2 separate regions of the Homo sapiens genome follow, and region 2 is linked to region 1. The links are chromatin loops, found by intact Hi-C in ENCODE. Cell type or tissue: transverse colon. All regions are shown on one strand. Links, peaks and the distances in the headings refer to the core of each region. The heading gives the core; the rest is flanking DNA. Region 1 overlaps DCLK2 (doublecortin like kinase 2). Region 2 overlaps DCLK2 (doublecortin like kinase 2).

Region 1 (2,923 bases), core at 218-2,717:
CAGGAGAAAAGTAGCATGTGTTTTACTTATTTATTTTTGCATGTGTTTTAGAGCTTTACCACTCAAGGTCTGGTCCATGGGCCCACGTCAGCATTACTTAGAAGTTTTTAGAAATGCAAAATCTCAGGTTCAACTTCAGCTCTCTTGAATTCAGAGTCTACAATTTCACAAAGTCCTCAGCTATTTGTATGCACAAATTTCAGATTCAGTGCTTTAGAAGGAAACACTGGAGAAAACTGTGTGTAGCAATTACCTGAACAATTGTGCTAATTATTAATGTTCAGAAGAGAAGAATACAAAACCATAGTTTATTTTCTTAGAGAATTTATAAACTAGTTGCCTAGCACTGTAGTAGAGCAGTTGAGAGCTTGGTTGTTGGAGTCCAGCTGCCTGGGTTCAAGTCCCAGCTCACTGACTTGCTTAGATGCATGAATCTGTTGCATCCCTAGTAAAGGGCTGTAATAAGATCAGATGCCATCATACATGGTCAGTGCCTAGCATAGTGCCTGCCACATAGTTAGCCTTCAATAAGTGTTGGTTATTTACTATTAAAGAATCCTCAGATATATGAGTTCTGTAATTTGATTAGAGTTTAAATGCTTAAAATGTGGCATGATTTGATGTATTTGAGAAAAGAAAATAGTCATAGAGTGAAGATAGGGTTTCAAGTCTTGGGTTCTAGATCTGGCTGTACCACCAAGAGGCTGCATAACTTTGGGAAGGTTACCTAAGGGTTATCTACATTGTCTGTAAGATGGAGATAATGATGTATACCATGGCTACCTGATAGAGTTTTCTGAGGGTCAATTGAAATACTGTATGTGGCCAAGTGTGGTGGCTCATGCCTATTATCGCAGCACTTTGGGAGGCAGAGGCAGGAGGATTGCTTAAGCCCAGGAGTTCCAGACCAGTCTGGGCAACATAGTGAGGCCTGTTTCTACCAAAAAAAAAATAAAAAATAAAAAAGATAAGTTAGCGAAGCATGGTGCCATGCCTATAGTCCCACCTACTTGGGAGGCTGAGGCAGGAGGATCACTTGAGCCCAGGAGTTCAAGGTTACAGTGAGCTATGATCATGCCACTGCCCTCCATCCTGGGCAACAGAGCAAGACCCTGTCTCTAAAAAATAAGAAAACAAGAATAAATGTAAAAGTATGTTGTACACTGTAAGGCAGCAAGTGGGAACTGATATTTTCAGACCCCTTTTGTATGGGGGCCTGGAGTTTAGTTACCTTCATAAAGCTGGCTATGTGAAAGACCAGACCAAAATCATTTATTTCTATATCATTATTTTGATATAAACAGGTTGAAATAAAATGGTAAGAAAGTGCAAGCATCAAAAATAAGTTGTACAGATATTTTGTCCCATGTACCTGGTGCTTGCTGGTTTTTGACCCTGACCTAATCGTGACCACTGTCATTCCTTATAATGTAAATTGTATTCCCTTCAATATTCAGTCCCATTATGTACAATTTGTATTGTAAAAACTGGGCTATAAAAGAAACACCTGGACTTCATAGAAAGTTGCCCTGCCTGTGGAACTGATGCTGGAAGTATGCAGGGTCAGATGTACAATCCACTGTATACTCCATGGCATCTCCAGTTTGGGGAGAACATTGCCAATGCATTTTAGTCCTATTTTTACTTTTGGTGGAGAATTGTAATAAACAGATTAATTGAAATATCAATCTGGGCAATATTTATTGGCAAAGTATTGAGAAAATATTTGTCAAATAATGAATAGGGTAGATGTTGAAATTAGGGTTGCCCTAGAAGGTGAACTATGATAGCGTTAAAAAGTTGCCTCAGAAAGAATTGCAGGAGAAATCCTCTTATTTTAGTGATAGTTTATTGGTAAATGAAAAGTCTTCCTGAAGGGATCATTAAAATTACATGTACTTTTTTGTGGCTGGTCACAGTGGTTCACGCCTGTAATCCTAGGACTTTGGGAGGCCAAGGTGGGTAGATTGAGCTCCGTAGTTCGAGACCAGCCTGGGCAATGTGGCAAAACCATGTCTCCACTAAAAATACAAAAATTAGCTGGACGTTGTGGCATGCACCTGTAGTCCCAGCTACTTGGAGGGGCTGAGGCAGGAGGATTGCTTGAACCCAGGAGGTTGAGGCTGTAGTGAGCTGAGATGGTGTCATTGCACTCCAGCCTGGGCAACACAGCAAGACCCTGTCTCAAAAGAAAATTCATGTCTTTTTTTTTTTTTATGTTTTTAAAAATGGAGGTCTTGCTGTGTTGCCCAGGCTGTAGTAGAGTGGCTGTTAATAGGTGTGATCATAGCACATTGCAGACTCAAACCCCTGGACTGAAGCAATCCTCCTGCCTCACAGCCTCCTGAGTAGCTAGGAGTACAGATGCATATCACTGTGCCTGGCTTACACTTATTTATAGTGAATGTTAACTTACAACAGTAAGTACACTTTGATTCACCACAAATTTGATGTATATCTAAAGCTTTTTCAGTGTGATCAGTGAAGAAGGTTTTACCTTACCTATCTTGTATGACCTACATCTAAATATAGAGTTCATAATTCCTAGTTTGAGTTCTTTGAAATAAGTGGAGGCCAGGCGTGGTGGCTCACGCCAGTAATCCCAGCAGTTTCGGAGGGCAAGGCGGGCAGATCACTTGAGGTCAGGGGCTCATGACCAGCCTGGGTAACATGGTGAAACCCCGTTTCTACTAAAAATACAAAAATTAGCCAGGCGTGGTGGTGCATGCTTGTAGGCCTAGCTACTGGGGAGGCTGAGATGAGATGGGAGGATAACTTTAACCATGGAGGCAGAGGTTGCAGTGAGCTGAGATTGCACCACTGCACTCCAGCCTGGGCGAAAGAGTGACAGACTGTCTCAAAAAAAAAAAAAAAAAAAGAAAGAAATGGAGACCATGGATACCTGAAAGAAAAGAAAAGAAAG
Region 2 (2,923 bases), core at 260-2,759, 90 kb after region 1:
AGGAGAGGGTGCCATTGAGATACTAAAAGTAAATACCCAGAGTGACTGTCGGCCTCTTCTTGCTCTGAGAACTAATTCAGTTTTTAAACACCAGAGCATTCAGACATCTGATTTGCATCCCGCTCTCCGGTAAGCAGCATCATAATTTAAAACCCTGCCAGTGGAGATGTATGGGTAGCTGTGTCAGGGAGCACAGGGGTGGCCGTTAATGCTGTGAGTTACAGCCTGGTGGTACCGTGTCAGAGTTAAGTATGAGAGACCAGTGATAAATTCAGGTTGTCCAGGAGTTCTGGGGATAGGAGAGAGAAGAGAAGAGGGTTGGTTTCTCATATTTGAAGTCCTTCTAAATCATTAAGTTGACATTTTATTTAGAGAACACACAGTGTTCATTTTGTATGTGGGATCTGCATTCCTCGCATTTTTTATTTTTGCATTCTGAGAGCAACTTTTGACAGAAGCATCTCACAGCTTGTGGTGGGGCGTTTGAACACTGCAGGGCTAGAGTTCTCACAGTTGTGATTGTTTAAATTCACTCAAAATCTGTAAGTAAGTGCAGGCTGTAGTCAGGGTTCTGGCAGGCCTTTCCAGTTATTTTTCAGGTACAGAATCTTGCAGAATGGTGCTGTGGAATGAATAATGATCCTGGCTGGAGCCCCTGCCTGGCCATATGACTAGTAACCTGAGTGCTGTGCGCCTCAGTCTCCTCGTTTGTAAAATGGAGGTAACAGTTCTCTTCCTAGTTGCCCAGTGGGGTGGCTCTAGAAGTCCAGTGAGATAATCTTCGAAAGAATTTTGAAATCTCCAAAGTCCTTGAGAATGTCAGTTTCTGGGGAGACCTGAACTCTGCCAGAAAGCCTTTGGAGTCCCTGTTCATCTAGTCACCTCTTTATTAAAGGCAACTGTTTTTAAAGCAATGATGTGTGTGTCTCTGTATCTATCTAGAGAGAGATATATGTATAATTTCTTCCTGCTTTGAAGACAGTCTCTCACTAAGATTTGAAATGTATTCATATTAGACATGTTTGCTTCTGTGTCCAGCATTGGGGAGAGATGAATCAGATAAAATATGACTTCAGGCTTGTCTACCCCTAATGACACTTCCTTTGTGATGTTTAGCCAAGGAATATCACTTGCACAGACATAATTCAGCAGTTACAGACTGTTCAGTCCCTTTCTATATATGCTCCTGCATCTGACTCTGAATTCTTTATAGAGGATGTGAAAAACAGGACTTCAGGGACTTCTGAGTATCTGACAGCAACCTCTGAATACCCCTAGGCATCACTAAATGGAGTCTTTAAAATAAATACTATTTTTCAAAAATTGTACCTAATGAGTATATTTTTAAGTTGTAAAAACAAAATAACAGTGACATTAATAAAACTTTTTTTTTTAACTCTCATGATGCAGACAGTTAGGAATTTGTGCTTATAACATTCTTATCACTGTAATTACTTAGGAAATTTCTTTCCAAAGTCTGGGTTTTGGTAAAAGCATTATAAATTCTAACTATAATTATATCAGATTGTTCTTGTTAATGTTTACATTAAACATAATGGGTGGAAAGTTTTCCTAAGACTGTGACGTGACTAAGAATCTGGAATCCGTTACTTTAGGCTGAATCATTCATATCTTTGAAAATGTTTCTGCTGACTTGTGGGCTGACTCAGAGTTGTAAATATCTATGAGGGACTCAAAATCCTCATCATTACTCCTGTGGAACTTTAAAGTCATAAAGATATGTGTTAGAGATGTGTATTCAGTATATAAGACTGGAAAACGTTATTCAGATACTAAAGGTGAAACATATTCTTATTAAATGGATAAGGACATCACAGGTAAGGGAGGTATTTCAGTGCCGTCCTCTTTAAAATGCCTGTAAAACTTGGGGAATTACTGGCCTGGGAGAGCCCTGCGGTTCTCCATTCTTTTTTACTGATGACTATTTAAATCACTCCCCCTCATTAAGTAGCAGACTAATGGATGATGTTGCTAACATGCTTATCTTGAAAAAACATCATTTTCTAAATTTTTCTCCTTCTACAGTTAATAGTGGTTGCGATAAATATCTGGTTCAGCAAAATATGAGACAAAGCAAACTATGCTTAAAATAGAAAAATAGAAACAGGCATTACAATGAGTATAGACTAGGTCTCTGCAGCAGTTTATTCTCTGAAATTCCATGTTTTCAAAATGGACATCCAAGAGACAAATAGACTATACACTCAGGTTCAGGACTGCATGGTGAAACTTGAATTATGCTGTCATACGCACTTGTTTGCTTCCAAAACTATTCACTTAGAACCTAACTTTCTAAAGTTATATTTATCCCGTAGTTTTGCTTATATATGAAATTATTATGAAACCAACACATGTTCATTGTAAACATTTTAGAAACCACTGAGAACTATAAAGAAAATTAAATTAATCCTTCATGCTACCACTTAGAGATAAACTTGTTAACATTTTTGAGTATTTTATATGTAATTTTGCATTTTTTAACTCTGCATAATAGTGACTATTTCCCATATGATTAATATATTTGAAAAATGCTTATTAGAAAGTATGTAATATTTTATTATGGTAATGTATCATAGTCATTGCCCTATTACCCATTTATGTTGCCCTTAGTTTTTAAAAGTCATAGATAAATTCTGAGATTAGCGTCCTTATATATAACGTTTGGGTCCATCTCTATTCCCCTAGAGTAGGTTTTGAGAAGTAGACTTATTGGGTCAAAGGTTATAATTGATATAAAGAAATTTGCTATATATTGCTGAATGCTTTCTAGAAAGGTTCTTTAAGCATAAATAGTCACGTCTCCACCAGCATTTTTAAACCTTTTCCAATGTGATAATTATCTAATCAGCCAGTCCTTCCAGGAAATGGAAGGAACATTTTTTATTTTTTTACTTTTTATTTT

What was found. Peaks named below come from ENCODE experiments on the same cell type or tissue, not always from the same donor. Only the 100,000 strongest peaks of a DNase experiment are listed, where the experiment ranks them.
Region 2: a loop joins it to region 1, with 5 times the contacts of the local background. A loop is called at or near these places in 1 of 110 quality-filtered maps.

Annotation. Positions count from the first base shown.
Region 1 is chr4:150,146,179-150,149,101 of GRCh38, forward strand. All of the region lies in intron 2 of DCLK2 (doublecortin like kinase 2), which reads left to right. Among named protein-coding and RNA genes, the nearest start is that of DCLK2, 69 kb to the left of the region's middle. In transverse colon, for the core only: no CTCF peak of the experiment used is centred there; no DNase peak of the experiment used is centred there.
Region 2 is chr4:150,235,724-150,238,646 of GRCh38, forward strand. The region is part of intron 10 of DCLK2 (doublecortin like kinase 2); the gene reads left to right. Among named protein-coding and RNA genes, the nearest start is that of DCLK2, 160 kb to the left of the region's middle. In transverse colon, for the core only: no CTCF peak of the experiment used is centred there; no DNase peak of the experiment used is centred there; H3K27ac peaks cover 1,563 bases.